2 separate regions of the Homo sapiens genome follow, and region 1 is linked to region 2. Evidence: chromatin contacts called from ENCODE Hi-C data. All regions are on one chromosome and are shown on one strand. Each heading gives the region's core, a stretch centred on a gene start or an enhancer-like site at or near the end of the contact. The rest is flanking DNA. Distances are from core to core; before and after follow the strand shown. Region 1 holds the start of DIP2A (disco interacting protein 2 homolog A). Region 2 holds the start of UBE2G2 (ubiquitin conjugating enzyme E2 G2).

Evidence for each region. A loop is a pair of places that touch in the nucleus more often than their neighbours do. Pooled maps may share reads with other maps.
Region 1: a loop to region 2 is called in a pooled map, with 4 times the contacts of the local background. The contact joins the promoter of DIP2A here to the promoter of UBE2G2 in region 2. A Hi-C loop is called at or near these places in 2 of 37 single-sample maps with no recorded cell type and 10 of 50 pooled maps.

Annotation. Positions count from the first base shown.
Region 1 is chr21:46,457,314-46,461,020 of GRCh38, forward strand. It overlaps DIP2A (disco interacting protein 2 homolog A), which reads left to right and starts at 1,578. Exons shown (of 38, transcript NM_015151.4): 1 at 1,578-1,909. The coding sequence starts at 1,819. It overlaps LOC124905046 (a long non-coding RNA gene), which reads right to left and starts at 1,400. Exons shown (of 2, transcript XR_007067915.1): 1 at 1,014-1,400. RefSeq lists enhancers at 792-931, 2,702-2,771 and silencers at 1,172-1,721, 1,912-1,981.
Region 2 is chr21:44,800,510-44,804,077 of GRCh38, forward strand. UBE2G2 (ubiquitin conjugating enzyme E2 G2) reads right to left here and starts at 1,311. Exons shown (of 6, transcript NM_003343.6): 1 at 1,197-1,311. The coding sequence starts at 1,239. It overlaps LINC01424 (long intergenic non-protein coding RNA 1424), which reads left to right and starts at 1,732. Exons shown (of 2, transcript NR_109928.1): 1 at 1,732-2,127; 2 at 3,238-3,568. RefSeq lists an enhancer at 537-1,492 and silencers at 1,040-1,099, 1,160-1,379, 1,880-1,929.

The DNA.
Region 1 (3,707 bases), core at 328-2,827, 1.7 Mb after region 2:
ACTTCCAGGGCTCAGGTGATCCACCCACCTTAGCCTCCCAAGCAGCTGGGACCACAGCCGTGGCCACCATGCCCGGCTAATTTTTTGTGTTTTCAGTAGAGATGGGGTTTTGTCATGTTGCCCAAGCTGGTCTTGAACTCCTGAACTCAAGCAATCTTCCCGCCTTGGCCTCCCAAAGTGCTGGGATTACAGGTGTGAGCCACTGTGCCCAGCCTCATCTTTTCTTAGCAGGGATCCAAACTTAGTGGAAGAGTATTGCCTTGTTTGGGTGTTTTGCTATTTTTGGAGTTCAGTCAAACAGGGATGTTAATTCCTGGGCCTGGTTCTTGTCTTTGACCTGCTGCAGTAAATGAAGCTTCTCTATATGTAACGGGACAGATTCACTGGCTTACAACTGTTTGTTGCTTGCCTTCAGCTGACCACTATTCTTAAGAGTCTCGGTTGGCACTAAGCAATAGCTATCCAATCCCCCTTTCCTTCCTTTTATCTACTACGTTCACCATATATGAAATGTCTGATACTTCACCCACTCGTGGATTCCATTTCACTAGTTCACCCTCCTACTTCACCACTGGTGAGTGATGCAGCCTCGAATCCCATCTTCTCACCAGCTTTAATGCTGCAGAATGGTTTCTCCAGAAGCAGACGCTGCGACTGAGTTTGGGGTACGAGGATGTTGACATGGTATCAACACCCGTGAAAGGAAGGGGAAGGAAGCAGGACTGGGCGGAGGAAGAAGGGTATGTAAGTCCCGCAAAGCTTTGGCCAACCTCGTGTGGAGCTCTGGAACGAGAACTGCTGAAGTTCGCCAGACTCGGGCACTCCTGCCTAACTCAGTAACAGGCGGGCGGCATCGGGACACGGACACGCTGCTCAGGCCCCGCCACAGCCACCCTCGCACCGTCAGACACACTCCCACACATTCGGGGAGCAGGGCCTTCAGGACGCCGGCGGCGCCCTCTCAGTCTAGCTCCGCCAGGCCCCTCGTCCGTCCTCCCGCCCTCCAAGGTCACCTCGCGGTCCGACATGGCTGCTGGGGCTCCTTCGGGGCCAACGATGTGTACTTCTAGGGCTGTTTTTTAAAGCAAAGGAGTGAACACAGGTAAAGGCACGAGAAAGGTGCCTCGACGCCACCACGGACTGCGCAGCGTTCGCGATCAGCACAGCCCGAAAGGGAAGACAGCGGTCAACGCGGACGCGCCATGGCGCGGGGACCAAGGAGGAGCCCCGAGAGGGGCGGGGCTGGCCGGAGGGCCGCGCGCGGGGCCACCAGCGGCGCCTAGGGGTCAGCGCCAACGCCCACGGGTTGGTCATCCCCACTTAGGCGCCTCGGGCCGCAACTAAGCAGCCTGCCCGCCTCAAGCCCGCCACCCTCAAGCAGGCCCAGCGCAGAGCCTGTCGGGAGCGGCGCTCTCCCGCCTCTCCCAATGGGAGCCCGGAGCGGCATCGACGCGTCTTCGGGGCCAATGGAAGCGAGGCTCTGGTGTTGCTGGGCGGGGCCGGGAGGGCTGCGCGGGCCCGAGACCCACTGCGCACGCGCGCTCGCTACCCGCCCTTCCCGCCGCGCACGCGCTCCCGTGTAGGGCCGGCCGGGCGCTCAGGAGCGCGCGGGGCAGCGGCGGCGCGGCGGAGCCATCCGCGCTCGTGCCCGCGCGGGTGCGTTGCTGTCCTGGCCGCGCCCCTGTCCCGCCGCCTCCCGCTCCTCGCCTGGCGGATGTAGGTTGTTGGCCTGAGGGGAGCTACGTAGCCGAGGTTTGCGCTGCCGCCGCCAGGCCCGGTCCGGTTCCAGCCTCTGCCCGGACGCTAGCCGGCCTGGCCATGGCTGACCGCGGGTGCCCGCTGGAGGCGGCGCCGCTGCCTGCCGAGGTGCGGGAGAGCCTGGCTGAGCTGGAGCTGGAGCTGTCGGAAGGTGAGCCGGACCCCGCCCTCAACCCCCGCGACCCGCCCTCAGCCCGGTCCCCCGCGCAGCCCCTCACTCCGGGACCCCCGCGCGGCCCCTCACTCCAGGACCCCCGCCCTTCACCCCCGGGACCCCCACGCGGCCTCGCCCCTGGGACCTCTGCCCCTCAACGGGACCCCGGTTCCTCTACCCTGGAACCCGCCCCTCGCCCCGGAGACACCGTTCCTCAACCCTAGGACCCCGCCCCTCATGTGGGACCCCAGCACGACCCCTCGCCCCGAGACCCCGGCCCCTTACCCCCGGGAACTCCCGCCCCTCACCCCCGGGACCTCCTGCCCCTCACCCCCGGAACCCCGCGCGGCCCCTCACCCCGGGGACCCCGCCCTTCACCCTGGGAGCCCCGCGCTGCCCCTCCGGACTCCCGACCCTCAGCCCCGGGACACCCGCGCGGCCCCTCAAACCAGGGACCACTGCCCCGCCTCTCATACAAGGACCCCTCCCCCATACAAGGACTCCTCCCCCCAGGCCCTTCACACCTGGGACCCTTACTCCTCACCCCGGGACGCCTGCCAAACTTCTGGAGACCTTTCCCTATCCCCAGCTGCTCCCCCAATGGGATCCGACCCCAAGGACTGGCTTTGACTAGGTCGTTTGGACAGGTGTGAGAATCTTGAGAGGAATGACCACTTTTGCCCCAAGCTGTGAGCCCCGCTTTTCTCAAGGCTGTAGGTCTGGGCTTGGTCTGGGCTTCACCAGGATGACTGCGCCCGTTGTCCGCAGGCAGCTACTTCCCTTGGAGCTGGGAGCCCTTGCCGCGCGCCTCATACTCTAGGAGCTGCACCCTGTGCCTCATTTTATTATCTATAAAGTGGGGTTATACCAGCACTTTCCATTTTGGATTGTTATGAGGCTAAAATACCTTAATATATGCAAAGCACATAACACTTAGGAGTTGTTAGCCCCCTCATGGAATTTTTTAAAGTAAAAAAAAAAAGTCGTATAAATGGTTGGTTGATAAAAATAGACTGGAGTAATCTGGCTTCAGAGGTGGTGGGTGGCATTTCCCATTTGGATGTTATCCCTTTCAAGGCCTGTGTCCTGATATTCCTTTTGGCTGTCTTTGGGAAAGAGTTAAGTTCTTCTCCAGTGTCAGAAAGGACTTGCAGTCCTTGAAGAAAAGCATGTAATTGATTCTTACTCTGTTTTTGAGATCTAAATGCATTTTCAGCTTTTAGAATCCATTTTTTAAATAATCTTATTATCCTTAATTTAAGTTTCAGATTGATAAGATTTTGCTGGGTCTGGGGTAGTTATTTCTCAAAACATCTAAATAATATGCACTAGCATACAGTAAGTCATTTAATCCTTGCCAACCTTAGGGAGGTAGATGCTGTTGTGATCTTGTTTTACATATAATACAACATGTACTTGCAACTATTTTGAATTCAGCATTCAGATTTTTAACAATGTTGTGACATGTGGCACATTTTTTTTTTTTGAGACGGAGTCTTGCTCTGTTGCCCAGGCTGGAGTGCAATGGCGTGATCTCGGCTCACTGCAACCTCTGCCTCCCAGGTAGAAATGATTCTTCTGCCTCAGCCTCCCGAGTAGCTGGGATTACAGGGGCTTGCCACCACGCCCAGCTAATTTTCGTATTTTTAGTAGAGGCAAGGTATCACCATGTTGACCAGGCTGGTCTCAAACTCCTGACCTCAGGTGGTCCGCCTGCCTCGGCCTCCCAAAGTGCTGGGATTACAGGCATGAGCCACCGTGCCTGGCTTGTGGCACATTTTTAAAAATGGAAGTA
Region 2 (3,568 bases), core at 61-2,560:
AGGCTATGCATACATTAAATGCAAATACCACGCCACCTTATAGTAGGGACTTGAGCATCCGAGGATTCTGGTATCTGCAGCGGGGCCTGGAACCAATCCCCTCCAGATACCAAGGGAAGAATGACCATACGTGAGTGAGCCTGTATTTGCAACGTTTTGGTCTGCTTAAGCCAAACATCAACTCTTACTGGGCGGTGTCACCAATAGTTTTACGAAATCAAGCTACATGTATATTCACCACTTATTTTTTTTCTCACATTCATTCTTTTAGCTTAACTTTCTTCCAAAATTATCCTCAATCTAATTACAAAAGCAGCAGCTAACTTTATTAAGGGTTACACATCAGGTATTTTGCTAAGCACTTCACCTGCAGTATCAAGTTTAACCTTTTAAGACAAGGAAACTGCAGAGACAGAGAGAGGAACAAGGTCAAAGAGCTAACAAGCAGAGAGGCCGGGTCTGAACTCAGGCCCTGCTCTTAGCCGGCTACTATCTCGTCTCCATCGGCGACTCAGGCTCCTGGCGCTTTCAACACAATGGTATTCCAAGACTTCTCGCAGCAGTTCTTCCAAGCGGGCATTCGGTGTAAAACGATGGAATGCCGAGTGTTCCTAGGTTCTCATTTCTCCCTTCGCTCTCCTCAGACATTAGAAATATCTAATTTACCGGGTAGGAAAGCACTCAAGAGGTTTCCTCAACACTACCTAGGAGGAGTGACAGGTGGCACTGTTCAAAAACCCTTTTCCTTCATTAGAGGGAAAGCCAAAATCTGACCTTTCAAAGCTCCACCAACGAGCCTTTCCCCTTTTAACGCATACACTTTTCCCTCCTAATTCCGCAGCAGCAAGTCAGGCCTTCTTCCTCAAGCTCTCACTGCACGTTCTCAAGGCTGCCAAGAAAAGAAAAAATAGAAGAGAAAAAAACAAGCCCGCAAAGACTCAACTGTGTGTGCTCTCAACTAACACGGCGCCGGCGCTGCCTTTACTGATGCTGGGAAGGCTTCTCTTCACGACTTCACGCGTGAGAGTGGGCAGCGGGCGCAGGGCGCGGCACTCCGCGGGACCCACAGGGGGGCTCACGGTGGAGGCCCCGGGCCCGGCTCCCCCGCCAGGCTCCCTGCCCCAGCCCCGCCGGACGACGCGGGCCCGGGAGCAGGAACGCGGGACGCTGCTGACGGCCCGGGTCCCCAGACTCACGTTTGTACTCGGCCATCAGCCTCTTGAGCGCGGTCCCCGCCATGGCCCCGCAACAGCTGCGCCGAGCGACCTCGCCTCAGCCGCGCGCGTGCCTCCTGCCCCGACACCGGGGACTGCTTCCGGGCCACCGTCGCGGGCCCAGGAACTCTTCCGGGGCGTGGCGCGTGCGCGATCGCCGAGGCGCGCTGTCCGGGTGGTGGGAGCTCAACCCGCGACCGCGGCTACGATTCTCTTGGCTCCTGCCCTCGCCTTAGTCGCTCTGCGGGGTTGGTTCGGTCCCGGCACTTCCAGAGGCCTCAGGGTCCTGGTCTTGTAGAGACTTCCTGAACGGTGGCGCCTGTTCCAGTGTGTGTGCGCTAACTGCCTGTTCTGTGCCAGCCGCGCGTGGCCGAAGGGCGGGAGGACGGGGGTTGTGGAGGGGAGGATGGAGGTTGGGGAGACAGGGCGGGGACGAGATAAGAGGTCGGGGGGTGGGGAGGATGGTCGCGGGGCGGTCTGGGGCTGGAGACAAGGGGCCTGAGGTGCGGGTACGCACTGAACATTCCAACCGTCCCCAGCCGGCCGGGTTTCAGGTTTGAAAAGGTGGGAAGGTTAGCTGTCCTGGCGCTTTTCCTCCACGTGTTGTGCGGCTCCGCTGGAGTTCGGGTCCAGCACCTTCTACTCCGAGGGAGAGAGCCGCGGGGAGAGCCCTGTTCGGGCCCGCGGCTCGAACTGACCGCCGGCTCTGCCGAGCAGCCTCGACCCCAGGGCACCCCCGGGAGAGAGGGCGCGGCTCAGGTCCCTGCCCGAACCCCTGGGGTGCTGAGAGACTCCCCAGCGCCCCGCGTGGGCTCCCGGCCTCTCCACAGTTGAGGATCCTGTAAGGGGCGAGCCCTTTTTCCCATAATGGCTGTAGTGAGTGGGTGTGCTTTCCCGATTGACCCGCTGTGAGGTGAGCGATTTTAACCCACATCCTTACTGACTTCACAGCACAGTAGGTGCTTCGTGGCTGTCCGGTGCAAGGATGTATATACACACACACCTTTGCAAAAAAAGTTTGCATCTCTTGCCTGGCTGTTTGTTGCAATAATCTATCATTTGTCTTTTCCTTTCCAGCATTGCAGATGATCCCTTGAAAAGAAGTCTGATCACATTCACACTCTGCTCCGCCCATTTCACTCAGTAAAGCTGAAGTCCTGCAGTGCTTTGCTCTGCCTCCGGTCACCCCGCCATACTCCCAGACCCTCCCTCCCTCTCACTCCACTCCAGCTGCCCTGGCCTGGTTCAGAGTCCCTGACTCTTCCCTCCCCGGAAACACTTTCTGGCGGCTCTTGTCCCCGACTCTTCCCACCTGCTCTTTCAGTCTTTGCTCAAATGTTGCCTCTTCAGTGTGGCCTAGGCCGTCACCACCCGGCCTTCACCGCATACCTTTTTCTCTGCAACACCTACTCAACACACCGTACTATAGAACTTACTGGCATGCTATAAATGTATTACCCTTATCTGTTGCCTCTAACCAAAAGCGTGTTCCATGAGAGCCATGGGTCCCTGCCTACTTCTGTCTTGTTTCTGGGGCAGCCTCTGTACCTGGACATCGTATACTCTTAACACGGATTTGTCAAATCAAATGAAATTTAACAATACAAACTTCACAAGTATGCATAGTGTAGGAAAATTCCCCAAAATTCAAAATTTCAGTCTACCTCCATCTTTTCAAATGACCACAGTGCTTTATAAAATGACATGGTCCTTTGAGACTGTTTCAGAGAGTAATTTGTGCAAATGCAATGTGCAAAAAGTCACAGTGGAGGTGTTTCCTCCCCCATTCAAGAGCTGCTCTCTCTCTAATCAGACAGCACCCCACACCCCAAGGCAGTCTGTCCAGTGCTCCTAAAGGAGAGCAGCTCCCCTTTTCCAGTTATGGGAGATGTGGGCAATAAAGCATTACTGTCAATGCCGTGATGTTCACTGCAACATATGCTTGATGTTTTCATAATTTTATCCATCTTTTTCAGACATCTTACTGCAGAACACTGTATGTTTTCCAATTATTATTTTTCAGAAATGTGGTTTACAGCTTCTATCAGGATTAGCTTCAGCTTCAAGTGACAAAAGTCACTTGAAATATGAGTTGCTGAAACAAGATGGCAGTCTCTCCCCTCAACAGGACTGTTACAACACCTTATCTTCAGAGAACCAGGCTCTCTGCAACATTTCAGGGACGTCGTTCAGTACCTTATGTGGAATTCAAGCTTAGCTGGGCATCCTATGTTTTAACTGGCTAACTCGTGGAACTCTCAACTTGGATCAAGTGGTAGTGGAGTCCCAGGGACTCTGAGCAGCCAGTGTGTGATACTGCAGGGCAGCACACCCTGGGGAGGCCAACTGTACAG